Regions from separate parts of the Mus musculus genome. Here all the other regions are linked to region 1. A link is a loop called in an ENCODE intact Hi-C map of the cell type or tissue named here. Cell type or tissue: left cerebral cortex. All regions are shown on one strand. Region 1 overlaps Adgrb3 (adhesion G protein-coupled receptor B3). Region 2 overlaps Adgrb3 (adhesion G protein-coupled receptor B3). Region 3 overlaps Adgrb3 (adhesion G protein-coupled receptor B3). Region 4 overlaps Adgrb3 (adhesion G protein-coupled receptor B3).

What was found. Hi-C counts contacts between places; a loop is a spot of excess contacts. Peaks named below come from ENCODE experiments on the same cell type or tissue, not always from the same donor. Only the 100,000 strongest peaks of a DNase experiment are listed, where the experiment ranks them.
Region 2: a loop joins it to region 1, with 4 times the contacts of the local background. A loop is called at or near these places in 5 of 42 quality-filtered maps.
Region 3: a loop joins it to region 1, with 3 times the contacts of the local background. A loop is called at or near these places in 3 of 42 quality-filtered maps.
Region 4: it touches region 1 in a loop (2.3-fold over the local background); 3 of 42 quality-filtered maps call a loop at or near these places.

The regions. Positions count from the first base shown.
Region 1 is chr1:25,222,129-25,230,128 of GRCm38, forward strand. Adgrb3 (adhesion G protein-coupled receptor B3) reads right to left here. Exons shown (of 31, transcript NM_175642.4): 17 at 6,293-6,419; 18 at 4,592-4,695. Among named protein-coding and RNA genes, the nearest start is that of Gm20172, 52 kb to the right of the region's middle. In left cerebral cortex, CTCF peaks have their summits at 4,888 and 6,174; DNase peaks (open chromatin) are centred at 4,852, 5,935, 6,676, 7,309 and 1 more place; H3K4me3 peaks cover 3,472 bases; H3K27ac peaks cover 2,296 bases.
Region 2 is chr1:25,161,225-25,169,224 of GRCm38, forward strand. All of the region lies in intron 19 of Adgrb3 (adhesion G protein-coupled receptor B3), which reads right to left. Among named protein-coding and RNA genes, the nearest start is that of Gm20172, 110 kb to the right of the region's middle. In left cerebral cortex, no CTCF peak of the experiment used is centred here; DNase peaks (open chromatin) are centred at 2,552, 4,991, 5,401 and 6,085; H3K4me3 peaks cover 330 bases; H3K27ac peaks cover 4,194 bases.
Region 3 is chr1:25,081,668-25,089,667 of GRCm38, forward strand. Adgrb3 (adhesion G protein-coupled receptor B3) reads right to left here. Exons shown (of 31, transcript NM_175642.4): 29 at 2,577-2,612. Among named protein-coding and RNA genes, the nearest start is that of Gm29414, 58 kb to the left of the region's middle. In left cerebral cortex, a CTCF peak has its summit at 4,111 (motif pointing left); DNase peaks (open chromatin) are centred at 879, 3,495, 4,171 and 4,514; H3K27ac peaks cover 3,496 bases.
Region 4 is chr1:25,100,153-25,108,152 of GRCm38, forward strand. Adgrb3 (adhesion G protein-coupled receptor B3) reads right to left here. Exons shown (of 31, transcript NM_175642.4): 26 at 1,281-1,376. Among named protein-coding and RNA genes, the nearest start is that of Gm29414, 77 kb to the left of the region's middle. In left cerebral cortex, no CTCF peak of the experiment used is centred here; DNase peaks (open chromatin) are centred at 4,686, 5,403 and 7,745; H3K27ac peaks cover 3,777 bases.

The DNA of each region.
Region 1 (8,000 bases):
TTATAATATGTCATAATTTACAGAGCCTAAGTTGAACATATGTGAGAACAATGCATTTGCTTGTCCTGGATATATAAAATTTCTTGGAATTACATCAATTATTATAATCACCTTTTTACATATGTATATGTACATTTATAACGTCTATATAAGCCAATAGAAATGCTAAGGCCTAACAGGAAAGTCCTACAACTCTCCTGTATACTAGAAGAATATATTATTTTTTGTGATAACGTGAACATCAATAGCTACTCAAGCATTTTTATGTAGCTAGGCTTTTCTTATTTCCTTGAGTATCTCTTTTGAGAAAAGAAAGTAACAGAAGTCTTTATAAATAACAATGAACGTACTCCTGAAATGACCTCCTACCATTAGACGGGAACATTCTTGGGGACCGCCATATTTTACCCTTAGGAAGAAGTGTTTATACATCACATTATAGGATTGTACAGTGCACTAAGGTAAGTAACAGTGAAAGCTGTTCAGAATCAAATGTTCCACCAGCTGTTTGCCCTGAAAGGGTAGCAGCTATTTTGCCTAACTGTATGTATTCTGCACTAATGACTGGATAACAATAACTGTAAGGAGACCTTGTCCTTGTGGTGTGGTTAGCCTCCTCCATTTCCACTATAACTTGGGCTCTCATTTTTTTAGCAGACACAGGATTTTCTGAGCAATGTTTGATGGAGAAACCCAACATCTGGAGATACTATTTGAGACAAAGTTCTTTCTCTCTCCTCATTATATCTTTGAATAGTATGTAGGCAGCAACCACATACTCCAGAAATTAAAGCAAAATAAAAACAAAAAATAACACCAAAACACAAATATTAGGTGTCATAATGTAAGAGAAATTTTCTTCATAAAATAAACCCAAACTGAACTAAGTTAGGCTGACAGCATTAAGTGGCTTCAGGAGTTGTTGGACCTGTCTCATGTATTCTGAATAGCTAAGCATGTGCTATTCCTACTGAAGTGGTAAAGGTATCAGCAAATACCATGCTGTTCCTTTTTGTGGATAGAATCTATAAATCTATTCTGATGTTAATGGATTCCATAATAGTAGGAACATATATCTTGTCACTAGGATTTCAGTGACAGTTTCTGTTTGTAAGTAGAAAACCAACAAGACATAGTAATAAAAGATCAACTGGCTGCCCTGAGCACTACTGAGATGTTTCCTTTTCTCAACAAGCCTGAGTCATTGTTGCATTAAATACTGCTAAGAAATGTCACTACATTCAACATCATTGTATAGCATTCTGTATTGAAAAAAATTGTCAACTATTTCTGGCATTAAATTGATTGAGAGTCCATAGTGAAGTGCTTTTTGATGTAACAGTATATTTCTCCTTGTTGTATGGAGAGAGAGAGAGAGAGAGAGAGAAAACAGCTTGCTATATTATTATTGTCATAACTATCTTCATAATAATCAACTTTATCACGATTACCAATAGTGTTAACAGCAATGAAAGCAATGTCTCTGAGAATTGAACCTGAGTATCACAAATTAAAGGCAAACACAGAGACTGAGCCACACTTAGAGCCCTCTCAATTTTTAGGGAATATTTTTAATAACTACATGGAGCTCTCTCCACCAGTCGAGCAAGATGCGCAAAGGAAAGAAGGCCAAGGGGAAGAAGGTGGCCCCGCATCCCCGCACCGCCCCGGCGTCATCAAGAAACAGGAGGTCAAAAAGGTGGTCAATCCTTCCGTAAAGAGATCTAACATGCTTTGTCGAATGGCTCTGCTACATCAGGCTGCAGCTGCAAAGAGCCATCCTCTATAAGCGGCTCAAAGTACCTCCTGCCCTTAACCAGTGCTGAGAAGAAAGCAGCTGGCAAAGGCTAAGAGTCCCAACTAAGAGACCACCTGTCCTCCGAGCAGGAGTCAATACAGTCACCACCTTGGTGGAGAACAAGAAGGCTCAGCTGGTGGTGATTGCCCATGATGAAGAACCCATTGAGCTGGTGGTTTTCCTGCCTGGTCTGTGTAGAAAGATGGACGTGCCCTACTGTATCATCAGGGAAAGACCAGGCTTGGGCGTCTGGTCCACAGGAAGACATGCACCACTGTTGCCTTCACCCTGGTTAACTTGGAAGACAAGGGTGCTCTGGCTAAGCTGCTGAAAGCTATTAGGACCAATTATAATGACAGATATGACGAGATCCGTCACCACTGGAGAGGCAACGTCCTGGGTCCTCAGTCTGTGGCTCACATTGCCAAGCTGGAAAGGGCAAAGGCTAAAGAACTCGTCGCTAAATTGGGTTAAATGTACACTGTTTTCTGTACATGAATATAATTATAAAATAAAAAATAACCACATGGAACAGCTACAAAATTCAAAATAGCATGTTGTCTATAAAGTAAATCACATGCTAATACATTTTAGAAACCACTAGAAATACTTTAATCCTAAATGTTTTCATTAGAGTAAAAGACAGGAGGATCTCAACACTCTTACAGCTGAATCAAATGTTTTAGGATGTACTTGGTCTTTATAAGGTATTTTAAATGAATGACGCTACAAGATCCATTTAGAAATGCATGAGTTGGGGCTGGTGAGATGGCTCAGCAGGTAAAGCACTGGCTGCTCTTCCAAAGGTCCTGAGTTCAAATCCCAGCAACCACATGGTGGCTCACAACCACCCACAATGAGATCGATGCCCTCTTCTGTTGTGTCTGAGGACAGCTACAGTGTACTTACATATAACAATAAATAGAATCATTTTTTTTAAAAAAAGAAATGCATGAGTCTTGATACTTCTTTCAAGTTGTAATTATTATTTCACTTGTCTTATGGATGGATGATGGAGGGATGACCACTTAATTCTTAGAAATCCAGATTTGTGCTGTTTCCTGGTACTCATTTCTGTAATTCTCAACTTCAGGACAGGTTTTAATAGATTCTTTAATGATTTCAGAAATTCCTAGAATTCTGTTTTAGTAAGTGACTATGCTGCATTTTCTGAAGTTTAGAAAACTTCATGTGGATAAACAAATATATCATATATTTACATTGGTTATTCTAAGTGTATGGGGGTGGGCAGGGAGGGTGGGGGAGGCGTGTAGCAGAAGGTGGAAATGGTACCTGAATAGAAATTGCTAAAAATGGAATTTATTTCTAAAGACTCCAATGGGTATCAATTATGAGGATATCAACTATAATTACCTAGTATTTTAGAAAATTCCTTCATTTATTTTAAAAAAAGACATGTCATTTATACAATTTAGGAAATGGTATTCTTCCAAGCCTGTCAGTTCCTTCTTACAGGACAACAGACTGATTGACTCTTGAATATAGAATCTTGTGTTTTCTACAGTATCATATCTACATTAGGTATTTTTCTATTTCCTCTCTTCCTGTATCAGTGTGGCCACTCTATAAGTATTATCCTGCCGGACAATATCACCACAAGCATGCAGAACTTCTTTCATGTACCTGGGTCACATTGTACACATATTTTCCTTTTTCACAAAGCATAAAAAACTTAATATTCTTGATACTTTAAATATCTTTCACAATTAACTCTTTTAAAAGAGTGAAAACCATAAAGGATAGTAATATTTTATTTAAATGTCAACATTAATCTAAATAAATATTCCTTGTTAAACAGTAATTGATTTTTAGTATTTCTACTGATCGTATAAAACCCTAAGTAAGTATAAAATACTTTGAGTTAGGCACATCAGCTCTTACAATGTTAAATATATCAAAAATTCTGGAAACAATAGGTAATTATCTGCATACTAATGTAATATTACATTTTAGACCATATTAATATTGACAATGGTTATAAAATGTTTAACTGTTAAATTATTATAAAATCCATTAAAAAGTTTGGCCATATTACACATATACATTGTCAATGCGTGAGTAGACACTAAATGTCACAGGCCAAGTTCTTACTAGCATCCTAAGAAATGCCAAAGAAGTTATCTAGAAAAATATTAAATCTCTACAGATTATTAAATAGATGCAATTGAATACATAGGAGAAGAAAAATTTCCAAACATTCCCCTTTCATATTTTTATGATGTTCTTTATCAAACTTGTCAAAAATCTGACTCATGGCAAACACTGAAGTAAGTGACCTTTTGTAGAGAACTTAGAAATTTTGTTATTGCTTTTCACATAAGAGAAGACTTTACTCCTTGGACCAGGCTCACACAAAGCATGCTTGGCACTTGAGAACTTGATACCCTATTCCTGTAGAGAGAGGATTGCAAGTGTACCAATTAAGTTCTGAGGTTCAACAGCAGCTGATATAAACATAATCCACACAGAGAAGAAACTTAAGAGAGAAGAGAGTTGTGTTTACATGTGAACTCATCAAAGTCTACAGTCATGTTCTAGAAGAAAAGTATGCATGCGTGTTTTGTTTATTAATCTTTATCACAGACAAATAAAAGACAGAAGATTAGATAAATATGGTTCATGTGTTCCAGTTCTAGCACAGAAATCTTAATTCTGTTATAAAAATTCTGGTTCTCATATATGATGAAGACAGTAGACATTTGTTCTTACAATCACTGTTCTAATGCAGAGAAACTGAGTTCTTTACCTCAGGTCTACCCACTAATTACATACCTCCATAGTGCTGCGTACACAACTGCTAGAGTTATCAAGGCCAGGCAGGAGAGGCCACTGCCTACTATGAGGGTAACTGAGGGGGTACCAGAGGATTCCATGACCTGTAAGTTGAGGGGGGGGGAAGAAAAGAAAAAGAAAATTTACATGAACAAAAAATAAAATTCTAGACTCAGAGAAAGTAAGTGATCACTCAGGAATAGCACAGATAGTTGTTATAGTTACCAGATACTTAACCACAGAACACTCAGTTCACACATCCTGAAGCTCTACAAGGACTAGCTCCCCCTTCCCTCACACTGTGAAGTAAGAAAGCCTTAGAGTTTCAAATGCTTGGTTACAGCCCATCACTTAGAGTTGTCTCCAAGACCCCAAGCTATAACGTAATCATCACTCATAGGTGAGACTTTGAGTGAAATCTGAAGCAGCATGTTCATTTGGTTTTTTTTTTTAACTAAGTACAGTTTAGTTATTTCTCCATATGATTCTTGGTGAGATTTATCTTGCTACTCCCATTTATAAATCCTTATGTTACCCAAATCTGGTGCACAGTTACTGAAAAATCTGAAACTTTCTGACTTTTGACAACTTTGTTCTGAGTCAAGAATTCTCACATGAAATTTCACTTGCTTGGCTTCCAAGTATACAGAAGAAAATAGGATGCTATGCTTAAGCCCTTCAATTATATTTCCCCCTATGAACAAAGTATGTGGAGATAATTTGCATAGTGCCACTATCAGTCCCTAAAACCATGACCTTGAAAAATAAGCTTATATCTTTAAAAACATATATAAACAGTACTAATACCCACTGGTCCAAATAGCTTCTTCCTTTCTTAGACAGTAGCATGACCATAACTAATGAATTCAGTTGGTTTTCATAAATTTTTATATTAGAAGTTTGAAGCAATACACTGTATGGTTAACTGTGTCACAAAATTTGTATCAAATTATTAGGTATACGTATCATTAAAATAAGCAAAAGTAGTGATACTTTTAGGCCAGATTCAGGCAGAAAGTCTTATATATCAGAGTATCTATTTGTCATTATTTTAATTTTCTGTAAAATTTTCTCAAAATACATTTGGTGAGAACATTATTTTTCTCTTAGACTGCTCTGTACAGCTCTTTCTTTCAGAAACTAATTTTTCTTTTCTTTCTTCCTTTGCAAAAATCTACATGCTTTTAAGGAATGATTTTACAGTTCCAAACAACCATGTCTCCATGAAAACTTAATTCGATTTAAAAATACACATGTATCCAAGGACACCCTCAGAAAACCTGTGCTGGAAATATCCAATGCAGATCTGCAATGTGTTCAGCTCTAGTGGCTGGGGTCTTCTTTCTACTCCTAACAGCATTGTCACAATTTCCCCTAGAACAGCATTCCAGTTTTAAAATAAACCTTGAGTTGGCAATTATTTTTATTTGAAAGTTTGCAGAATATTACTGATATCAGAGTAGATCTCCAAAACTATACTACAGAAATGCCAAGTTATAAGACATAAAATTGAGTAGGATTTAGTTATCGCACACCAACTAGAATTCAATTCGCCAAGCTACTGTAGCTGAGGAGAACAACCCGATTTTGCCACCCTGCAACCTTTTCTATTTCCCCCTTTGAAATGCAGTTCCCTGGAGAAACACTCGCCACAATGTCCCTGCCTTTGCATTAAAGCCGTGTTTTCCCTTTGTTACTTACTATTTCTCTAGGTTGCTGAGCCAAAATGGCGAAGGTAGAGAGCCGATCACATAAGCATTTCGTATGGGATGCATCGGTAAGCACAGTTTTACATCCCTGGGTGGACCACGTTCCCAAAGACTCGTTCCTGCAAAGGGGGTGGAGGGGAGATCGGGATAAATACGCCTGACAGCCAAGTCCGTAAAGAAGAAAATGCAGTTTAATTGAGAGAATCGCCTACTGTAATTCCCGTACAGGAAAAAAAAAATCTACTTGTTGTTGAACAGGACGTAATTTAGATGCATCTCCAGTAATGCAAAGCGAGAGTGGGAAAAAAGCAAGCAGGCGGTGGTGCGGCGTGCAGAGAGCTGTCCAGCGCCGGAGGTGCTGAAATCAGGACTAGCTCTGTCCAGCCCTCTGCGAGAAACAGCGGCGGCGGCAGCGGCACCAGCAGCCGCCGAGCGTTGGCAGACACTTGCTATGCTCATCGGATCGTTTCAAACACTCAGAGTGTAAAGAGGCTTTTCATATTTTCATACCAGCTCTGATTCCAGGCCCGTGGTTTGGACCGTGAATGCTGTCTTTTAAAATGCGGATTTCTCTGAAAAGCCTGCCTAAAAGGTTACATAGCTTGGGTTGGGTGATATGATCTTCCCCGCTGCTGGTAAGGGATTTTTCTTCCCTTTAGAATTAGCTGCTGTGAAAATTTCACCCTGGAAACGGGAAGAGGTATCAGCTGGTTCCGACTCTCACTGCCTTTGCCTGGTATCCAGGGAGGGGTGGGCTTCAGATTAAGCTCCCACTCCACACTTCACTTATTCGAACGCTCTTCTAAAGCCCCTTAATATTACTTGCCCTCAACTGCCTCTTTGTCCAAGCACAGAAACATTAAGCTAATTCCAAGTCCACCGAATATTTAGAATAAACCCACCCCAAAGTCCAGCAGGATGGGGGAGGGGGTCTGGTTCAGTTTTCTCTTTGGTGTAGCCATTTAAAATGCTAAAGCATATGGTTTCTTTCCCACCCCAGCAGAACAATAAAAATGGTATCAACCTACGTCTCGTTAGTAGAGCTGGTGGTGATGGGGGAGAACCCTGTCACCCCCCCCCGCCCCCGCCCCCCTGCTGAACTACTCTGTAGACAGAGAGGAAAAGGGCGAGCTGCAAGGCTCAACCAATCAACTTTATTATCCTTACACGTGCTCTGTATAGAATGCACCAATTGTCACCTCCCCTCCCCCCAGGCATGGAAACTCTCCAGCTAGGAAACCTGTATGTGTGAGTGTAGTTAAATATTTTAGCCAAGTTACTATATGTGTTAAAAAGTGACTCTAAAACTTGAAGGGGAAACCTCACATGGATTAGTGTTAGTTTCTATGTACCTTTGATTTTGCCTGTAACAGTTTTTAATGCCTGAGGTCACTGGCTTAAATGTGCATATAGTCCGTTTCATATCAGTGAGGGTTTGTCTCTCACACTTGGACTTCCAACTTAAGCTACAGAGTACAGTTTACACTATCCCTTTTTGGAGTCTATAAGCAGTCCCTTTTGAATATTCATGGGATGATATCAAGAAAGGACACACTATATTTGGGAATGATTAGGTAAAAATTATGCCCTATCTTAATGAAAACAAAACAAAGAAACCCCAGAGTGTTGGCCACTTCAGAATTTTGTAAGCCTTCCATGACATCACTCAAGCATGCCAAGTTATCTTTTAAAACTAAATC
Region 2 (8,000 bases), 61 kb before region 1:
CAAAATCTCAGACTCTTAAGTAATACAAGGCACTTTCCCCCTGCCCTTTCTGACACAGAAGGTTCTTTAGAGATAGGTCAATCACTTGTGAGACAGATAATGCCTGTTAATGTGTTAAGACAGATTAAAATAGAGAGAAAAAAAGGAAAGGAAATTTTGTATTTTGAGATGGAATCCAAAGAGATTGGGCAATCTGTGGTCAGCTGACCAGACACCCTGCGTAAGATAGGAATAGAGTATGAGGAATCACCAACCAGACACATCAAAAGGGAAGGATAACCTGAATATTCATTCTCTTTTCCACTAGACAACCTTGCAATGGGTTTCTTTTGATTCCAGAGCACAGCTTCCCTTAAGCGACAGTGTCTAGTTTTAGAAAATGTGCACCTGTAAAATCTACTTGTGCATCTTCGAGATGGAAGCCTTCTACCAACAAGACATGTCCTTCTCAAGGACTGGTAGGCCTTCACTTTGAAAGGTATTCACCAATCTGCTGCAGATGCTCCAAGTCTCTGCCGAGTGGTAGAGTCTCATTATTAGCAAATATAGACGGCCACTTGCACTGACCGCTCTCACCATCAAGTATTCCACTAGCCCTCTCTTCAGCCTTCAAAAATCCTCCAGTGTTTTTGTCTCAGAAAAGTTGTGTCTAATATCCCACCCCTATGGCAAGTCTCTCTCTCCCTTCACTGAAGTAAGAAGTTTTCCTTGTCATTTTTAATAAGGGTACAGTTACTCCCACAGTAATTCCTGAAGAGCATGAGAACACATTCTTCCAGAGAACAAGGACAAAGGTAAAACACTCAGTAGGTAGTAGAACAGGAATTCAACCTATGAGCTATCTCTCCTGTAAGACCAAGTTCTTCTAATTGTTGCTATAGTAGGAGACAAACTAATGACAGAAATTGGTAGACAAAATAATGTCATTTGAGAGAAAACTAATTTGAATGTATACTTCTTGTTTAAAAATAGACATAGCAAGCAAAACTTAACTTTCTATTATGAGTTAAAGGCCAGATACACTTAATTATTGATTTATTTGGCTACCTCTTTCATCCCAGGAAGGCTCCAAATTACCAATAATTATAGCTTGATTATAAAATGACTCCAACGGTTTATGTGTTAAATAAATGCTTGGTTACCCTGCACGGACTCTGGGGCATGATTGGATCAACATGATTTTGAATGTCAATCAGTGGTTAATCCGTTGACAAACTTATAACTTCATGGCAATATTGGAAGGTGGTGGAAGCTAAGGTATAGCGCATAATGGAAAGGAAGTGGGTCATTGGAGACAACACATAGTGGAAGGAAATATGTTACTAGGTGTTTCTCTTGAGAATGTGTCTTCTGCCTTTCTCTTTGTTTCCTGACTTCCATGCTGGAGTAGCTTTGTTCCCTCATGTCCTTTCTGCCATGGTGCTCTTGCTTGCCTCAGGTGAAAGTGAGGAAGTCAGTTGACCAGGAACTTACACTTCCAAAACCGCAAGAATCAGTACTTCCTATTAAATGACTTATCATGGATACTTTGTCACAGCAATGAAAATCTAACCTATCAACTGAGAGCCTTCTTGGTTCAAGTTGTATGGTTCAAGTCACCTTTTGGCAAGTATTCTCTTCTCACATTCTTATATTTTTATTTGCTGAGCACTTACTGCGCGTATATGTATATGTATGTATATGTATATGTATATGTATATGTATATGTATATGTATATGTATATGTATATGTATATGTAAAGTATATGTATATGTATATGTATATACACACACACGCACACATACATACATATATACATGCATACATATATGTTTATATGACACATATACATGTATATGATGTGTGTGTGTGTCTTACTCCTAATACATAATATGTATAAGTGGCTATCTCTGCTAGAAATAAAAGTCAAGCTGCCAGCTTTTACCACACTGACAGAGCTCCTAGGACCTACAGTTGCTCACAAAACCCCACAGTTCAGCTATTAATACACTGCTCCATCAAGCATCCCACATTTGCTTCTGAAAAAAAAAGTGTGAAAAAGATGAGAGTTTATCCACACATGGCAGGAAAGTCCAGCTGGAATGTCAGCTTTGATATTACCTTGTTGACATCCACTTTAATATGTTCCATAAAAAACAGCAATACATTTTCACACAGGAAAATGCCAATAAACAAATCAATTCTCATCCTATTAAGAAACCTGAGGTTTCAGGAGGTGTCCTGAAGGTGATTCCAAGTACAGATGTTGGTTTGTTCCTTCCTGATAAAAACTACATGAAACTCCATCTTATAAGCTCTGTCTTACCCACAGGAATGGTATGGTGACAATATGACACAATTCCAGTGAATATATTTTCCAATAAAAGTCTTTTAAGTGAGGAGAATTATTTTTATTACTAAGAAAGTGGCCATCTGCTTCTGAAGAATTCAAGTGAGAACACAAATATCTATTTTACATGGAGTACTGTTCAGATAAAGCGTTTTTATCGCCTCATGTGCTGGAACACGACTCAAGCTGAACAGCACTCTGTCCCATAATTTTTTGACATGTGGAGGGTTATAATTACTTCCAAGGAAGAATAAATTCATATTAACATGGGAAGTATGTTGCCGAGTCTGAAAGCGAACATTTGAGAGATGAGGATCAGTGAGATACAGAAGTGAAGATGGAGTGAGTACATAAGAAGAGGTGAAATAGAAACGCTGCAGAGTGCCCTGTTGGGGTGCAGCATGCCAGGAAATGCCCATCCACAGGAGGTATTCAATCCCTTGAAGTTCTCACTGTAATCTTACTTGTAACCGCTGTTAACAACAACCCTATGTCTCTTTGAATATCTAACATCTTGGCTACCCTGAGTTTTATAAAAAAAAAAAGTTTCCTCACATGATATGCACCCACTGATAAGTGGATATTAGCCCAGAATCTCAGAATCCTTTTTAGGGATTTTTAGAAGGGAGAACAAAATACCCATGGAAGGACTTACAGAGACAAAGTTTGGAGCAGAGACTAAAGGAACAGCCATCCAGAGACTGCCTCACTTGGGGATCCATCCCATCAACATCAACCAAACCCAGTCACTAGGCAGATGCTAACAAGAGCCTGCTGACAGGAGCCTGATATAGCTGTCTCCTGTGAGGCTCTGCCAATGCCTGGCAAATACAGAAGTGGATGCTCACAGTTATCCACTGGACAGAGCACAAGGTCCCCAATGAAGGAGCTAGAGAAATACCTAGGGAGTTGAAGGTGACTGAAGTCCCATAGGAGGAACATCAATATGCACTAACCAGTACCCCAGAGCTCCTTGGAACTATACTACCAATCAAAGAAAACACATGGTGGAACTTGTGACTCTAGCTGTATATGTAGCAGAGGATGGCCTAGTCGGTCATCAATGGGAGAAGAGGCCCTTGGTCCTGTGAAGGCTCTATGTCCCAGTGTATGGTAATGCCAGGACCAGGAATGAGAGTGGGTGGGCTGGGGAGCAGGGAGGGGGTAGGGGATAGGGAATATTCGGAGGGGAAACTAGGAAAGGAGATAACATTTGAAATGTAAATAAAGAAAATATCTAATAAAATTTTTTTTAAAAAAGAAAAGAAATTATAGCAAGGGAAAAAACAAAACAAATGAAAAGGCCTAAGGCCTATATATCATATGAACAGATATATACTTATGGTGATATTGGAGGATATAGATGGTCTAAACGTTTTACCCAATGGAGGACTTACCATACTTCTTACAAGGTGAATTTTTCATAGGGTAAACACTGTCTCCTGTCACAGCTAACATAATGTCAAGATAGCAATTAAATGTATAGTTAGAAAGAAAGAAAGGAAGGAAGGAAGGAAGGAAGGAAGGAAGGAAGGAAGGAATGAAGGAAGAGTTTCCTGTTTGACATAGGTAACTATGCTTAGTTGCTTAAGTACCAGTTCAAGAAAAAAAAAAAAAAAAGCATAGCTACACAGACCAACTGGAAAGGGATGCACACCATTCTGTTCAGGAAATTATGGTATTACCAGTTTATCAGCATGCATATAATCTCTCCTCCTTCCCCAAAGTTAACAGAATTTACTGATTCATAGGCATATGCTGATCTTGTCTAAAAAATGAATAATGGAGATATCAACATTTAGATAGGAACAATCTATTGGAGACAAGGAAAGAAAAGTGACAGCTCTCAGTTGCACTGTGGGTTAGTTACATTGTCTTCCTTTTCTTCTCTGACAGCATCAAGTAATCCAAAGTAAAGTTGAATTATTACATCTCATCAATCGCACATTGGTGAGAGTCTAAAGGAGCAATACTCGCTTCCCACTGGTTGCACGTGATACTTCTGGTCCCAGGACACAGCTATGCTATCAGTGACATCTGCACTGGTCCTGAGTCTCCTGTTCCTCAGTTGGGTAGGTTCCTGGCATTATTGTTCCTAGGTAGTACGATCAATCCTTTGTTCAGCCTTTGGAGGAGGCTGGTTGCTTTCCTTTCCTCTCCAGTGGCCTGTCCCTGTTGGAAAATCATTCTCTCTCTGTTCTTGCTATGTTACCCAGGAAAATAACTTCAACTTAGAAATTGTGAGTGGCAGTCACATATACCCATTTCAAAAAAAAAAAAAAAAGAAAAGAAAAGAAAAGAAAATGATAGCCAAGTTCCTCATTCTAGCACTAGCAGCCACAGTGCTGATCTTGGAAAGGCTTGATCTGTTTTTCTAGCTTAGAAAATCTTAACTCAAAAAAGAAAAATACAGGGAAAAGACAGTAATGTTTGGTCAAATGAAACTTTACTTTCTTGTTTCTCCTCTTCCATTATAACTTATTGATGAGCTCTGGATTTAAGAGATCCTTGCCTTTACTGACATTGATAATTTAAAGTTGGCTCCGGATTTTAGTAACACCAGACAATGAGTACTTTGCCTTTCTTTCTCCTGCCAAATCTCAGCCGTCTGCAGCATCTGCCAGAGCAGACTTGCTGCAGTGGGAGAGTTACGAGCATAGCAACGCAAGTGGCAGAACAATGCCAAATAGATGCTTGATTTTTCTCTTAGCAACAATGTTACCAGCGACGAATTAGAAAGGGCGATATCACATTATGTCATCAACATAGAATTGAAGATTTTATTACTGAAATCATGACTCTTCAACCATGAAATCTTATCTCTTAGCAGAAAATGGCAAGGCACAAAAGTCTGATGCACATCAAATTCCTCTGCCTTCTAGGAAAATGCAAACAAACAAATCTAACCTAGGAATTGAATCGTTACATAACTCAGGCAGGATCTCTCCCTGAGCGTTATCCAGAGACCAAATGTGAATATTTCCAGCCCCACTGCACAGGTTTCGTCTTCATTATATAAGAACCATATGTGTAAGATTTATTTTAAGAGCTAGCAGTGCACTGCCTTGGTAGAGTGATATGTGAACGAGATCCAATGTGGGAAGTGTTTGAGTGGATTGTAGAAGACCCAAGGCTGCAGCTTGCCATCAAAAAGCTCTATATTGGGTAAGACACAGTATTTAGTTGAATCACCATCACTCTCTTGCCCCTGTGCCTGGATGGAATGTTGAAATATCCCACTTCTATTTTCCTCCATCTGTCCTATTTACCTTATAACTCCATATGCAGATTTAGGTACAGCCAAATACACAATGCCTTTTGGAAAATGACTTCTGAAATGCACATGTGTTAGAATGTCAGAAAAGGTTATTCGTCAGAATCTGTCTTCATAACGTGGATTATTCGCTTTAGCTCATATGAAAGCAACTGACTGAATAGAAATGTTTCTGCAATCTATGTTCTATATCTTTAATGAATTTACATTAATTGGAGTATAGTCAGGGTGAGTAGAAGGTCTCTGGTTGTTTCAAAATGAGACGTTAAGACAGGGAGTTAGTTCAACAGATTAATGAAGAGCTGAAGAGATAGAACCAAGAGACTAGCAAAATCAGAAAGATATTACCACACCATGCTACAGACCTTCAAAATCAGCGATAGTCGAAAACCAGAGCTCTGGATCAGAACTTTAGAAATGCTTACCCTGCTCTTCCCAGCTGTGTTTCTTCCCCGGAGAAGAAAGTGGGTCAGGAGAGCATAAACACACAGATGCTACTATTCCTTTGCAGATCATGCTTCTGTCCCAACTTGAACGGTGTAGTGCCATATCCTGAACACGCTGTTTCCCTAGTCCTATCTTCTCCCTTCCCAGAGCATCCCAAAACACAGCCTTGAGATGGATAAGAGGACTTATCTGTTTACAGGGAGAAGAGAAAGATATGGTGCCTGTTCTTTAGTGCTATGTCCCATTCATGGAATTTTTCTAGTTCCTAGACAGTAGAGTTTTGGTAGAATGAATAGTAGGGTAAGTAGCCACATCACACCCTCTTGCCTAATGAGTAAGAGAAGGCTGTTGTTTACTCCATGGATTCCGAAGCAACTATTTTTTTTAAATATAGCATTTTGAAGATATATTTATCAAAACAGAAAGATCCACTATGTTTTTGTCTTTCATTTTTGCATATTGCACAGATGTATGTGAGCATTATTATGTCTCTTACCCAGGGGCTTGCATGTGTTGGGACAAGGGAGAATAAGCCCAGAAGTGCCTACCTAAAGGCAAATGAACTCATGGAGAGTTTCCAGTTGAGAAAGAAACAGTGGTTGGAGCCCAATAGGAAACAGAACTACAAAGAGGTGACTCAGTCTGCCCCATCTTGTCACCATCTCCTCTGGTCATCCATTTTCCAACATCACCTTGATGTTCTAACCCAGGGACGGGAAAGCAACAGAATCTGACCAATGTAGTTTCCTATAATCTGGAGGGGGCACAGCAGAGAGAGCAACACAGAGAAAAAACAAGAAAATGCTACCACATAGATTACATAAATGCGTTCTTCAGAGGGCTACTTGATCTGGTTTATAAGTGCTCGGAGGGAACACAAACACCTAATCAGCAAGAAATGAAATCATCTAATTCTTAAAAGGCTTGAATAGACGTTTCTCCAAAGAAGACATACAAAAGCCCAAAATGAACATGAAGCCAAAACTGTTCAACATTCCCAAATCACCACAGAAATGCTAATTAAAACCACGATAAGCTATTATCTTGCGCCTATCAAGTTGGCTATTATGACAGAATTGAAAGGTAAATGTTGGAGATGATGCAGAAAAAGGAATAGCATTGAACACTGTTGATGAGAATGCAAATTAGTGTAGTTATTGTGGAAAGTTGTATGGAGCCTCTTTGAAAATTAAAAATAGAACACCTGTATGATCTAGCAATCTCATTACAGGGCATAGATATTCAAAGACATGAAGTCTGTATGTCTAAGAACAGCTACTTTCCCAGGTTCAGTGAACAATTATTACATGAGCCAAGATACAGACTCAACCTGTCTACATTCTTTGAACGTGTTCTCCATAAGTATGTGTTAGAATCTAATACTCATTGCAACACTCCTGAGAAGAGGGGCCAGATTAAAAGTAATTAGGCCAGGTAGGCAGAGTGAGTCTAGATCAAGCCCTCTAGCACGTGGGTAAGGGGAGTCTGAGCTACTATTTACTCACTCTCCTGCCATCATAATTATCTACCACCTACCATGGGATGATATCCAAGGGGCTGGTGTCTTAATATTAGGTGTCCTACCTCGAGGTATCATGAACCAATACATCCCAACTGCTATAAATTACTGTGACTTGGTACTGTGTTGTAATACCACAAAATTAACTTAAGGCCCTGTCAGTCAATGGATGGATGAGTAACGCAACTATGAAGCATATACGTAATGGAACACTGACTAGAAATTGAGAAATAATGAATCCTGTGAATGGACTTGGAGGATACTATGTTAAGTGAAAGAAACACAGAAAGAAAAACACTGCATGGTCTCACTATTTTTGGAGTATAAAAACATTATTTGCATAAAAGTAAAGAGCAGGTTATCAGAAGCTGGAAGCAAGAGTTTGGATAAGAAATATAAACATTTCTGTTAGACACCAAGAATGAGTTGA
Region 3 (8,000 bases), 140 kb before region 1:
ACACTGAGGAGGACATCTTGTCACATAACATAGAGATAGCATTACCATATTTTTTTATACTTTCCAGAGAGTAAGAATTAGCATTTCTCCACTTTACAGCTAGTCTGTCTACCTTTTGCTTTATTTGGCCAGGAATACAGGCCTATCATAAATGCTATCATTCGGAAAGGACTTTTCCTCCAGCTGTAGTAATGACTAATTTTTTAAAAAGTTATTATTTTAATCTTCACACAATAATTAGGTCTCAATGTGACAGTGTTCAACCCAAACTTGTTTGCTTGTCTGTTTATTTGAAATCCTCATGGTTTAAGGCAAAAGAATTAATGAAATGTTAGAATTGGATAGGAGCCTTGGGTAGTGTGTAAGGCTGAAAGTTTGATAAAATGACGCGTTCAGGAGTCCACAGGGCAGCCTGGTAAGGGTAAACTATGTAAGGTGATCATTATATAAAAAGCCCTCTCAGTGAGAAGGGTAGCATGGAGCTTCACATAAAGTCAACTAGTTGAGTCCACATTTAGAAAGCAGGTGGGGAATTGGCTTGACAATCCAAAATTACAATTACATGTTGTGTTAGTGTGATAGCATTAATTTTTAAAAAAAATTTTTTTGAAACAGAACTTGTCAGTCCCTGTAATTGTACATGTATTAAAAAGGGAGTAACACGAAGCTATTAATAGGGGAGAAGTATTGTTTCAGTGTTTCTCCCCAAAACTTCAATTTCTACAGTATTCCAGTGAGAACTACGGCGGTTAAAGAGGTAAGGAAATTACGCAGCTCCTATGTTGTAACTATTCTCCACCAACAGATATCTTTAACATTGTGGTTCTATGTGTGGAATGCGAGGTCTAGCATCTGCTCAGGGAAGCTGCTAGCGGTTGCCATAGAGACTAGCTGGGAAAAGGAACACATTTCTTCTAGCCTTCTCAGTGACACAGTGCGATTTGCTTTCTTCCTAGTGCCTGTTCTTACCACGGAACTCCGGCCAGCCTGGAAATTGCTATGTGGTCCAGGCTGGCCTTAAACTCCCCAAGATCCACTTCCCAGGTTCTATGGTTTCTTTTCTATGTTTAATTTTGCTATTAATAACTTGTTTGTAGTGAGGCTTAGTTTAAGATCTAGGTTTTTACTATATTTCCTCACTGAGGCCTAGTGGGTTAATTTGTATGTTCATTCTTTTGTGATAACAGAACAGATTGTTGCTTTCAAGGCTATGCACATGAACACCTATGAGCGTGCACACACACACACAAACACGCACACAACACATACACAAAACTTATTTTAGGTGGTCACAAGAAAGTTCATGTTGCACATGACACATAAAAACAGATACAGTTTGATCCTTTATTCTTTGGATACCTAAAGGATTAAAACATTATTTGTTTCTTAAAGGACATCAACAGCGATGTGAAGTTTGCTAAATAGTTTTAATTTTTTTTTGACGGATTTGGTTGTTTTGTTTTTAAAAAGTTAGACATCAATGAAATGTAAATTCCAAGCTTTGTGGTGACAATGAGGTTGCCCAGATATTTGTGATTTAAGCACTGATGCTGGACTCTTGATAATTATTTTGTAGCATAGAGCCTGAGTTACTACTAAACAAACCCATTTCCCTTGGACTCTTAGCATGAGCCCATCCTTCACCTTCATATTAGATAAAATTACCAAGTTTCACATTGATATGCATTGTACATTGTAGAACAGTACATTCACTTACACAAATGGAATGATTTAGTCAGAAGTTTCCATGTACCAGGAGGCCTCTATAATTTCAGGAATATCTGTTTAGACTATTGTGTTCTATGTATGCATCACAAGGGTACAGATATGTTGGAGAAATTTATCCTATATTATGCCCAATTATGTCAGCAGGCTATGAATCTCATCCAATTACCAAGCCGCATAAGTGCATTTATGTGATACTTAAAGATCATTAATTTTGTACTTAAGCGTAAGCTGCTTAGACAGTATCATTTTTGTGACTTCCAGTACCAATACCAGCATCAATATAAATTCAATGCAAATTAGAAAATGAAAATCTTCATCTTGTTTATATCTGTGAAAAGACATTTAGCAAACACAGGCACACATTACACCAATACTAGCTACTGGGAAAATGCTGCCAAATGTACACCCGAGACCCTAAGGACAGGAACCACAGTACAAGACAAGTGAGCGAGCCGCAGACGTGGACTTGCCTACCCGCCAAGGCATCCCCTTGGGATTTCTACAGGTCATTCCTGTAGTAAAACTGGAAAAAAATGACTTAGGTTAAAAAAACAAAAAAAAAAAACTTAGGAAATTGGCATTCCCACGTCCACTGACTTGAATGGACTGATTCGATTCCACTATAAGTTATCTACTGCTAACAGTCATAAAGTAGGTCTTTCCTTGACTAGAAAACGTCAGTTGAGCATTTCCTTGGAGGAGTCATCACAACTCTAAATCATTTTCTTCCAGTCGTGGGAACAGTAAGGATCCTCGTTTTAGAGCTCCATACAGTGCTACGTTTGAGCAGTTATAAAGCGATCTTGAATTCAATAATTAAATTTACAAAGTAATACATAGGAACTCACCTCAAAGTCAAGGTCAGAATACCGCGATTTTCTTCTCTGTGAGTTTGTTTTTAGAGGAAGGAGAAAAACAATAAAGTTATGTTTAGTCACTTAAACCAATGGACATCATTACATTCAATGAAAATAATCCCAGTATTATTAATAACCCTGTTATATGATTCCATTAAGATTATTTTTCTGACTTGAAAATATTCCATCAGTATGTTTCCATTTTCACCTCGAACTTCACTTAAAGGTAGAGGATATTACATTTTTTTTTTTTTAACTTTGGGTACTAATGCTCGTTTTCAGTGAAATGTATTTTCATTCAATCCGGAAATGGTTCCAGTTTTAACAAAAACCACTTTGCAGACGTGGAGGACTAAACGTAAAATTGGGAAAATAACCTCTGTACTTTTAGACGTCCCCCAACAGACACCCAGATTATTTTTAAATATGCTCTTGCTTTGTAGCTCAGGCTGTTCTCAGAATTTAGGGGCTTCTTGCTTCAGCTTCCAGTGTTCTAAAAACCACACTTGATGTCAAGCAAACCCTGCCTGCCCGTCTGGTTATGCTCTGATGTTTATATGTCAGTCTTGTACAAATTTCTCAAAATTAGGTCATCTCCTGCCAAAACGCTTCTTGTTGCTAGTTCTTAGGAAGTGAACATTTTTTTGTTTGTTTGCTTGTTTTTGTCTTTAATTCCTATTTAGTCAAGCAACAGATATTCTACACCCCAACACACTGTCTCACAGTGTTTCTCTCAGACTCTAAATCTGTTAAACACCCAAATCTAGTTATAGGTACACGTGCATTGATGAAATAAAGTAATTAGTCAGTGGGCTTGATACAATCAGGAAGTATGATTAAAACAAAGTGGATGTGAGCTCATGTGATAATGGGACTTTCATGATATCAGTATGGAGATGGTATTTTTAGCATCTGCTCCAGGAAGCCACCGATTCTTAAAATGGATGAGGTGGAGAGGGAGATGCCTGTAAATTTATAAAAAGATCTCCACAGTTTTAGAGAACAAAGAAAATTTCTGCTGTGCTTTTTCTTTAAGTAGACTCCCCCCTGCCCCTCCCTGAGGGAGTTGGGGAGGGAACCTAAGGGAACGTACAGTCTTTCTGGCCAGATCATGTTTTGTCCCCCCACCCCCACCTCCCAACTCCCAGCTCAATATCGACAACCTTAACATCACTGGCTTCTCAGGGTTTCGACTGCAGATTTATGGCAGATCTAGTTGCCATTATGACTGTTATGAGTGTTATTAAAAAAATATGACTTTCCTGCAGCTAGAGCTAAAATTGTCATTATAAAACCAGGACCTCCTGTGCAGCCTAATCTCGGAACATGTTTTCAGCAGACAGAAGGACTTAAGGAGGACCCGGGACACTTCTGACATAATCTCATTGTGGTGAAACTGCTGAGCACCAGAAATCCAGGCTTGATGGAATACTGAGGAGAGAGAGGAAATCGGGAACGCCTTGTGGAAGTGGAAACTAAACATGATGCCCTCTTGTGTTCTCCTTGTCTCCAACAGCGTGCTGCCTTTGTCCTGGTGACATCCTGGAAGAGGCAGCAATGAAAGAACACATCCAAATAAACCTGGCTCCGCCTCGCACTGTGCAGCATTCTGCTAGACTGAACGTCAGCGCTCCCATTCTTCTCTCCCATGCACACCCAGCCTTCTTGGCACTGTGGTTCAGCAAAGCTTTTTCTTTTCCTTTTTTTCTTTAATAAATATGTGTTAAGAAAAATCTAAGCATGGACACATTTAGTTAAAAGCAATTATTATAAAACATTAGTCATGAGCTTTTGTTTCTTCATCTGAAACGTAACTGATGGAATCTTGCAAAAATGGTTCAGTCAGCTTGAAGACAGAGAGAGCCTTCTGCTCTATGCACCGAGGGGCTCTCTGTTGCCAAAGGTGAAAACGACCATATGTTGCTGCATTTGTTTTGGATCACAAGGCAGTGCTGCCTAGGAATTGAGGATTTGGATGCATACACGGTGCCAAAAAGCTTTATGTTATAGGAGCAAGAAGAAAGTATGGGAACCCAAAGAGCCCCAGCAACAGATTCCAACGCCTATGTCGATGTGCAACATTTTTCTTTCTCTCCCATGTAATTTCGTTAAAATTAGATGCTACCAAAGGGCATAGCAGGGCTGGCAGGCTACAAGGATTAGATGAAGGAATGAGAAAATTTTAATCAAAACCTGGTGATGGGGTGTGGTGGAGATGGCTACAAAATAAATCATGGAGGTTTAAAGATCAGATAGCATGGAAAATGTGTCAAGCAATCAAATCAAATGTGTGTGTGTGTGTGGTAGGGGTAGGTATGTATGGCTACTTCCCCACAATACTGAGTATTCCAATCTATGTGCACCTAATAAAGTGTTTTCACATTTGAACATACTAACCAGACTTCAGATGGTTGGGAAAACGGTGTCATTTTATGAATGAATGTAACTAAGAGCCAGAGAAGTTAAAAATAATTTGACCAAGTCACCCGGGAGGTAAGTAAGTGAACTGTGATAAAAACTCAGGTCTGGTTCAGAGTCCAGTGCTTTCTACATAAGATCTCACCAGCTCCAATATGTAGGATAATATTTTACAAACAAGATGTCTGCAGCATGCTGTTCTGGAACTCAGCAAGATAATACTAGATGGCCGTGGTAGTCCGCATTTCACAGTAGTGGTACTGAAATATGTTAGAAGAATAAAGCAAGGTCAAACGGACTAACCATTTCAGGCTAATTATATTTTGAAGAAGAAGAAAAAAAAGCCAATTTGATGGTCGTTATTTCTCAGAAAATCTGTGTTTTGTAAAAACAAAACAAAAACAAAATGCTTATTCAAATAGATAATGAGGCAATGCTACGATAACAAACAGATGTGACTCTTGTTACTGAGAAGTTCAGTTTGTCTTACGTGTCAGATGCTCGTAGTACAAAGTGGGATATCAGAAAGATCCCAATGCATTTTGATTTTGCCTGTGTCTACCCTGTGTGCATATCCATGAGATGTTCTGGGAAGTCTTTTGAGGCTAGAGTTTGCTGAGACTGTGACCCACTTACGTGTTTATTCAAATGTTCTTCTGGGCCTTGTAGAAGGCCACTGTAAGGCATAAAAAGTGCTTAGAAATAAAGACAGTGTTTGCTTGTTTTGCATGTGTGTTCACATGTGTATACACAGGCTTCTGGGTGTGTACGCATGTATGTGGAGGCTAGAGGGCCTCAGCTGTCCCTCAGCTACCGTGTGTCATTTGGTTTACTTGTTTGCTTGTTTGTTTGTTTGGGGGGACCGGGGTCTGTCCCTGGTCTAGATTTCACCGAGTATGGTTGGGCAGAGCTCCAGGACCTTGTCTGTTTCTATCTTCCCAGTATTGGGGTTATACACAGGTGACACTACACCTGATCAAGGATCAAGGGGCTGAAATGAAGTCCTCACACCCTCAATGCAAGCTCATTCCTGACTGAGACACGCCCTCAGCTCTGACCAAAGATTTAAACAATGAGAATCAACTAAGCTTCTTGATTTTTTTCTTCACAAATAGTTGGGTAAGTTTTAAGAAATGCTACATGTAAAATTAAAACAATCCAATGTGATGTTGATTTGTGTGTGTGTGTGTGTGTGTGTGTGTGAAGACATAAACCATTCTGTCTATGTAGCCTTCACTTCCAGGTAAGTTGAAACACACCCTCCTTTCCTGTGCAGTACTTAAAAGACGTCTTTCTTCCCTTTGCAGCTTCGTTTTTGCAATACTCCACTAAGAACTCATCCCAATTGCATTATGCTCTTAATACTCCATTAAAATTCTTGTCAAAGGCCTCTAATGAGCTCCATTTGGACAAACAGCAAGGTCAATTTTCCACCCTCCTCTCTCTGGCCTCTCAGAAGCTGTAGAAAGTTAATCACTTCCTCATTAAAGCTCTGCCTTTTTCTTGCCCCTCCTCTCCCTCCTTTCATTCACTGCGGCTCCTTTTGAAACCTCTGTTGCTGCCGGTGAATGCCCATTCTTTCTAAACGTGTAGCTGCTGAGGTCTACTCCATCCTATATGGTTTCATGGATTACATGGCTTATCCCTTAGGCTTTATTCCCACCTTTCAATATGCAAATATCCCCTTTTACGTGGTCTTTCTCATCACTGACAGTTAATAACTCATCAGCCAAGACAGAGGCTTAGAATTGTCCCTCCTTTGTGTGCATCCCTCGCCTTACATATTAAATCCACTGATGGGTTGCCTATTTGATCTCTAAAAGGTCTGTCTGTCTATCCCCTCTTTGTCACCCACACCTCCACATCTCTAGTCCCTTCTTAGCTACAGAGCTCCAGCATTTGGCAGAGAATCTATCACAATAGTGTGCAGTTCTCCAAAATTCTCAGTTAATGCTTGAAGGAGTGTAATATGATAGCCCCAGAATTCAAACCAATGTGGCTTTTGTTTTATTGTTATTGCTTTAAAGAATAGCCTGGGAGAATTTGAATAACCAACCAACCTAAAGATATAAAGAAAACCACTCCAAGTAGGCAAGTTGGCAGCTAAGAGAATCAAAACAATTTATGAGGAAGCCATATCTTTTACTGATAGAAGGGAGAAATTCTTTAGGATGATTTAATAGTGAGGAAACGTGCCATGGTCATGGTCCCAGGCTACTGAGAGGGCCACTTATTGCATATGTGCCCAAAGGGGCTTCCACACACAACTCTTGTACAATAATGAATAATTTCTCAGAGGGACTATGTCATTATTTGTGTCACTGAAAATTAAACTGGACAAGACACTAGAAGAATCACAGCAAGTAATGAATTTCACTGACTAATGAATGGCAATATGAATGCCATTAAAAGTTTCTATTATAGGATGAGCAATGGACTCACTCACAGGGAGAAGAGCTTTGATAACAAATCCATTAAAAATAGCTGTGGCAATGGAGTCTGGGAATAATTAATTATCTGAAATGGCTTTTATTCGAGCTAATTTTGTTTGTATGTCTGCATAAAAGATAAGATTCTCTAATCCAGGAACAAAAACAAAGCAATAATGGGAAAGTTTTCCTTTTACCAGGCCAACATGAGAAATTATAGATTATATGTACAAAATGAAATGTGGTTTCTGCATGGGGTCAATTTTTGATGTTTTCTGTTTGTGACAGTGCTTCCTGGTTCCTAAGTGAGACTATAACATTCTGTGTACGTTCTTGACTATTGATTTAGCAGTATTTAAGCTTCTTCAAAGACATTCCAAGTGTGATACCAATGATATGATCACAATACAGCCTTACATCTGAAGTACTCCTTACTATCATCTTCAAAGGCTTTTCATGTAATTCGATCCTAATGCCAGACACGAGGGAAGCACCACTGCAGTGACATCATCACTAAAATATTGGGGAACCATTATGCAGAGTGCTCTGTACTCCATATCCAGCAGAA
Region 4 (8,000 bases), 120 kb before region 1:
ATCACCTGGTCAGCCCTCCATCAATACCTTAGAGACTTTTAGGGCTATCTGAATTTTAAAAGGAATTGGTTACTATTTCTCATTCTTTACCTGCTAACATACTGCTTTTTATGTTTCCTAGTCCAAACACAAATGTTAATACTAGGCCAGTTATGCTTCAGAAAACTCATTCCTATTCCATCTCCGTTCTGTTGGTGTTGTTTGGCTGTCTGATGTTCTGTTTTGTGTTGAGATGGGTTCATGATAGGTAGTTCACAGTGTGCTCTTGAGCTGGGGTTCCTCTTAGCTCTGCCTCACAGCGCTGACATTCCAGGCATGCACAGCAACTCCCAACTCTGTTTTGATGATAGCAATTTTATCTCATTTGTAAAGTCTGACAGTGTACTTGTGCCTACAGCAGCAGTGACCCCAGTGGTACTCTGGGCTCATGTACAATCTGGACATGTCACTGGGCAGGTGCCCTTTCTTATGTTTTATTCCCCTGGTGCTTTCTTTAGGCTATATGGGGAAAACACCATTACTTGGGGCTACCTGTACATATTCATAATTAACAAATCTGAGTTGCAGCTCCTCTGTGGATTCTAATATTCAAGTAAGTCCAAGTTGGGGTAGGAAGCATAATCAAAACCTGTTTTATAAAACTATTAAAAATTACTAAAAAGAGAGAGAAAGAGAAAAAGCACAACACACACACAGACACACATACAGACACACACACACACAAAGAACAAAACAAAAAACACTAAATGTGAAAGTCCACAGTGCTTCTGTGTAAAAATCATTATCTTGAATTCTAGACTAGATGAAAATACTCCTCACTGTTGTCTGAGACACCATTCTAAACACTCATCGCTACCAACAGCAGACCCTTGATTCAAAGGCAATCCAAGAAGAACAGTCAGTGGTCATCAAAGTACCAAGTCTTTACCGAATTCAAAAGTTTGTTTTATTAAGTGCGTGTGTGCATGTGCGTGTCTGTGAGTCCCCATCCAGGCATGGGGGGAACACAGGCAGCCAGAGGAGGGGATTAAATCCTTGGAGCAAGAGTTATGAGCAATCATGAGCTGTGGATACAGGTGCTGGAAACTGAGCTTAGGTCCTTTGAAAAGGCAACAAGGCCTTTTAAGCACTAAGTCCTCTCTCCAGTTCCCAATGTATTAGCCATAATGACCTAAGGAGAACTTGTAACTTTATACTATTTTATTAACAAGGAGTTTATTATATATATTCTTGAGAAACCATGACTTTATTTATCAACCAGAAGGAAAATAAAAGCTCACCATGATTTGAGCATGTCCATTAGGAAAAGAACTTGAAGAATCAGCATTGATTGGATCCTGGCAGTTTCTCAACCGGCATCTAAATGCATCTTGAACCTGTGGGGAGGAAAAAAAAAACATTAATTTTCATTTTTCTCAATAATAACTAGAGACTGTCCATATTGGCCATCAATTATGAGAAAACACTTCCTTTGCTGGTATGGTAGAAGACTCACTTTGTTACCTGTTGGTTTACCTGTTTGTTTTTGAGATAGGCCTCATTATCTATCCCTGGCTAGCCTGGAATTGGTTATATAGATCAGTCCTTCCTTAACATCCTATGCGGTTCTGGATGCAGCATGAACATAGCATAAGAGATTTCTGAGAACTCTACTTTAATTGTGGTACTACAAAATCTCAATAGAGGCAAAGAGCACTGATTGTTTTCCTTTTCCACGACACTTCAGCACCAGAACACACATCCTTCTTCCAGTGGCCCCTTAGGCCTCTCATAAGTTCTTGATAAATTTGTTCATAGGGGGCTACTTATCCAAAATCTATGGTCAAGTCATTTTTTTAAAAATCCTTCATCTGACTTCATGTGTTTGATAGTCTCCTTCTCATCTATTACAATCTGTTCTATTGTTATCAGAAACATAGCTGATGTTGTGTTTTCCCTATAGGGAAGCATTATTATAGAGACGACAGGGTAAGCACGTATGGATCTTTGCTTTTGAAAAGCACAGCTCTATAACCTCCTGTCTCAGTTTGGCTGTGAGATGCGTATAACACATATGTTGGCCAGGGAACAAACAAATGTAAACCAAACAGAACAGAACGGATCAAGACCTGGGTCCATGAATTTGTCTTTTTGTCTCCCTCCTACATAGTTTTGAGTCATCAATACTCTCCCCAAATTGCAATTAGGATCTGGGATATGGACCTGAGTAGTCGCTACCACAAACTACCCTGCCAGCCCGATAATGAGATCTGCCCGATGCCTTCTCCCTACCTAGGTTTTCTTGCCTTGTGGTGCAGTCAATTTCTGTGAAGTGGGACTGAGAGCAGGTGTCTTCTGATCACTTCTATTCTATGATGCTAATATTGCTAATCTCAGATTCTTCCAAAAGAATGATCGGTTCCCAGATACATTTCTTGGCTCAACACAATGAGAGTCCAGCTGCCCTGAAATCTATTCTGATTCCTTTTTGCGAAGACCCAGATGAACAGGAGAAGCGAATCATTCAGTTTCTCTCAGCGAAGCAGACAAGCCTGGGACGGAGCAATGCCTCTCTCATCCTAAATATCTCTGGGAAATTCCTTTTTAGATCAAGGAGTCATTGTAGATTATAAAAGGACACAGCAACAATAGAAAATTGGCAATGAGTTCAGTGTTTGCCGGGTTCTCATTATTTTTCGCTTATTCATAAGTCTGAATGAGCTAAACGAATTATTGTTTTTCTTTTTTTAAAAAAAATATCCTATAAGCCATTGTCAGAAAAGCAGGTCTATGCTAAAAATCTGTTTTTACAAGGTGTAACAATAATTAAAGAACAACTTATAAAGGAAAATAAACATTAGGATCATTGCCTTTTGGGAGTTTGTTAAGAGAAGATTTCTTTCAAAGCTCTTTCTGAATACCAGCATACACAAAACCTAAAACACTGCAGTGGGAATGAAGGTCCTCATGTCAGCTGTATCAGGGAATCCCCTATTTCACTATCACTGTCTTCTTCATGTTTCTAATTGGGAGGTGCTTTGATGGATAACTATATTTTGTTATGATAAGAACATCATCAAAGGGTTACCGTGTTGGAACATGGAATTTTGGCTGACCTAAATATGTGTTCCTGGTCCCTGGTCAGTTATATTTGGCTCTAGAACAAACTGTTTCTTATCTCCTTCAAAGGAAGAGGGCTGTGTGTCTCCACTGACAGTAGCAATATTAAGCACCAATTTCACTGGTCCTCACTAAGTGTTCTTGATTTCAAAGCCATTGTCAAATAGTTGTCAAAGATTTAGTGGCTGATATTAAAATAAGGAAAAGCAAAATCTGTAAATTTCTCTTCCAAATTATCGTCTGGTGGATTGATATAGTTACAAAATCTCTCTCTCTCTCTCTCTCTCTCTCTCTCTCTCTCTCTCTCTCTCTCTCTCTCTCTCAAAACATACACTTAGACCACATAAAAATCAATACCTTAACTGAAAAACTTCCAAACATGACAGTGGGTTAAGGGCAAGTCTACCCTGGAGAGTGACATCAGCTTTATCAGTCAATGTAATCTTACAGAGGTAGAAGACAGAAAAACACCCAAATTTTCCACTGTGTTTAAGGTCATTTTAAGGTTTTAAAGAATTAGATTCGAAGACATTTTTAGTGGAGAATTCTCATTCATAAGGATTTGAGGGGAAATTTTATTTGATTCCAAATGCTTTATTTGCTTTTTTTTTTTTTTAATCTAAAAACACACGGAGGCTATCTAAATGGATTGGCATTAAATATTTGCTCAACACTGTGGGAGGAAATGATGAGACAAGATGCACAGGGCTCATCTCCTTACCACAGAGGAGCTTAAGGGAAGATAGTATCTGAACAAGGTTCTAGTCACTTGCAAACATTTTGATAATTGAATTTTCTAGCAGGTAAACAGGGGGTTTTATCCTTAGTGAATGAATATAAATTATACCCATGAAAAACAGAAATCGTTTGAAATTCAAGTTCTAGAGAAACAAAAATAAATAGCAAAGAGAAAACAAATAGGTCATTCTATGCCATACTAAAATTAAAGTCCCCCTGAATTTCCTATGTCAATGTTATATTTATAAGGCTAGGCAGTAAATGTCCTTGGTTTACTATTAATGAAAACCAATTTCTTACTTAACAGTTTTATTTAAAGTTTATTATTAGATATTATCATTACAAATCTGAGCTCCTGTGAAATTAAATTTCAAACCCTCTTTGGAAGCTGGTAAACCCAATTTTTAAATGAATCCGTGGGGGAACAATGAAATATTTAACATTAATTATGTCACACTTCTTATCTAGATTATAAAATGTCTTCTCTGTGAAATATTCTGAAATAGGTCTGTCATTCTAAGTGATGATCAGATAGGCCTAAAGGTAAGATAGAATAGCAAGGAACAGATATATAACTAACTATAAAATATTTAGGGGACGTTAAGGGAGTCTGATAGTCTGTAGTGAAATCAAGAGAAGGAGATAGACAGAGACATCTTTAAGAATACAGTGATAGCTATCAGCGCTGTGTGTATTTAAGTTCCAAACCACAGCTAGGGGCGGCTCGTTTTGCAGTGGTATCAGTGACTGGAGACTCACAGTTGAAAAAGGATATAGAAGTCTTCTGTGACAAGCCTTAGCCTCATCTCCACCCCTCAATAGAGTGACAGTCTGAAAAGGAAACTCTCAAAGGCGGGTGTGATAAAAACATGAGAAAGATGCTCGCTCTCCACAATCAAGGGTTTCTGGTGGGGATGCAGATAGGGAAGGACTCAGTTTCCTTGAAAGGGCTGGCTACTGAGAGTTTGACCATGCTCAAGTGAGTATATGGGAAACACAAAATACATACATGCATGCATGCTCGCTCGCGCGCGCGCGCATGCGTGCGTGCGTGTCTGTGTCTGTGTCTGTGTCTGTGTCTGTGTCTGTGTCTGTGTCTGTGTCTGTGTCTGTGTCTGTGTCTGTGTGTCTGTGTCTGTGTCTGTGTCTGTGTCTGTGTCTGTGTCTGTGTCTGTGTCTGTGTCTGTGTCTGTGTCTGTGTCTGTGTGTCTGTGTCTGTGTCTGTGTCTGTGTCTGTGTCTGTGTCTGTGTGTGTGTTCTTTTTCTTTTGGGAGGAAGGGGTCCACAAGGGTGGGAGAAGGACCTAGGAACATTGGGAAATGAGTGTACATGATGTGAATTTTCTAAATAATCAATAAGAATATTATGTTGGAGAAAAGTGCCTAGAAAGGAATTAGTCTTTCTCCTGGATGAAATCTTAGTTCTTAACAGTTTGCAGGGGAATGTCTTCCTCCTGTCTCTCCCTCACCGAGTGCAGCATTTGGGTTTTCTCAGCAGCAGCAAGCTGAGGGCTTCTCAATTGGTCTTCACTCCAGAGACAGCTGGCAGAGAGTCACTGTGCAAAGTCCATGCCAGATTTAGAAGTTGCAGGGGAGGAGCATCCAGCACCATTGGCCGTGTTACAAACCCCACAAGCCTCGCAGGGAAGACTTGCACAGTTTGAAACAGGCTCTGCATTTAGCTGCTCAACTGCTCAGACCAAATCTTCACCTCTTAGAAAATAAGACAGTGTTACCTCGAGCTACTCTTCATGAATTCTTGTGAACTCCCAAGATCATTTTAAGTCAAGTTTTAACCTTGTACTAAATTGTTATTATTTTTGTGGATATACATACATACACACACACATATATATTCTATGTGTTTTCTTAAGTCTTATGTCTACAGTCTCATCTGTTGTTTCATTCTTGAAAAAATGGCACAGATATTTTCAACATAATATTCTATTTTATATTTAATCATTAATGAATAAATGTCTTAGTTTTATCAACACTATGCAATTGACTTAACTAATACAAGGGATTTCACATTTAAAAAATAATTACTGGACTTTCTCCTCATGAAATAAAACAAGCAAACAAAAAGGAAGTTTTGTTGTCTGCTATGCAATGCCAGGTTCAGAGTACATTCTCAGATTCCAGCCCTGATACACCTTTACTGGGTTTCCGTAGTGCTGGGGGATATACCAACTGCTAACTGAAATTCCTATGCTTTTGACCTACAAATTAGTTTTTTTAATGTCCCTCTTTGGGGCACACGGAAACTTCTTTAGATGATCTTTCAAACACACGGTCTGAAAAATGTAGCAGCGTTCCTTTCGTGTGCAAATGTGAGGGGTGGAGAGAAGAGATGCTAGACACCATGCCTTACACCTTCACAGAAGGCTCTCATTCCAGCCTAGAACCATGGCCTCTGAGGCAGACAGGTTTGCGGTGATGCATAGAAGAGCAAGCTCATGCTTAGATCGAGATAGGTGACAGACTTGAAGATAAAACCATGTCTCTTGCCTAAAACTCCTCCTCATTCCAGGACACCACCACTCTGGTTCTATCTTTTCAAATGTGCTGAACAAAGATTGAACTTTTTCAAGCCAAAGAATGAATAGGAAAAAAAAAAGACATTTAAAAAGGGAATAACTAGATATGTTTTCATCTTATCCCTTTAGTCAGAACACGTTGGCTCCCTATACTAGTATAACAGAGCTGGAAGGCGAGAATTTGAGGATCGAAGAGGAGGGAAGTGGGAGCTGCCTGTCAAGCTGCCAGTGTCCAGAGCCTCTGCTCACCGGACACAGCGGCATGATGCTGATCCCCAAAGTTGGGGGCAGCTGGAAGGAAATGTGACTGGAGGAATTTAGAGGAACCATAAATCACAGTTGGGTGCTCCCTGGCAGGCATGGCAGGGTATCAAGTTGTGTCTTAGGCTCCCTATGTCTGAACTTGTTCACGGAAGCCTCCTCTTCAGCTAGATTTCACAGCTTCATTAACCTCTTGTGCACCTGGACACACAAACGGATGAAGACAGAGAAGGATGCAGATGTTCCTTGTATAATTGGGATTGGGGCATCCTGGGAAAGCCTAACCTAGAAGCTGCAAAATTTACACATCCTGGCCCAAGAAGCTGGATGCAGAGTGGGGTGAGATGGTGGTAGGACTAACAGCATGGTCTCCTAGGCTGTGTCAATTCCACGCTTCCTGCCAAGGCTTATTTTGTTGCTCCTTGTCATTCTCCTACTTTAAGGCACATGCTTTGTTTTACTAAAAACAAAACAAAACAATGAAATCTTCAAATGATTTTCTTTTGGCATTTTCCATCCGGTCTGAGAAGCAGGACGGTGGTAATGCATGATTCAATTGTCTCCTAATCCATGTGCTAAGTGTCTGCCTTCCAAGAAAAGTGTTCCAATCAAGCCCCGAATCCTCTCCACATTTGGCTACTTACTAATGCTGGAAAATACATTCACCATTTTTCAGATACCATTTGGATCAAGTAACTGTAACCAAGGCCACCTAAGGCTCTAACTAGAACTCTGATATGAGGGGAAGAGAGAAGAGGGAGGGAGGGAGCCACACTATCTATGTTCATTTTAAAATTTTTCCTGAAAAAATTGCTTCACAGGGTTGAATGAACACTTGAGGCCTTATTTGGTACAGCCTGACCTTCATGCTAGAGCTTGGGAGAGAGAGAGGAGAGAACCCAGGCTCTGACACTAATATTGTGGAACGGCCACAGGATGTACAGGCAGGCATGACAAGATCATCCACATAGGGCTCAAATTTTAAGCACCCTTTTCTCTTCTACTTAGCGGCAGGGTTTTATTGTAGCTTATTTTGTAGCACAAGCTTGTTATTTTCCCCATCTGACATCAAGCTGTAAGATTGTCTTAGAGTCTGGCACAGCCAGAGACAGAGATGAGAAGAATGTGCAGGGACCAAGAAAGTGGTTTCCTAGCAACGGGAACTATTTCAAAGGTTTCATAACTCTTGTGTAGTTTCATTTCCATAGCAATGAGGAGAATAGTAAATAGTATGTGTTCTTATCTGTTCAATCCAAATGAATTCTAATCAGCAAAAGCAGGAAATATCTGCTTGTTCTACTAGATACAATTTGATTAGGTAGAAAACATTAGTGTCTGGGCTGTACATACTATTTTGTGATCAATA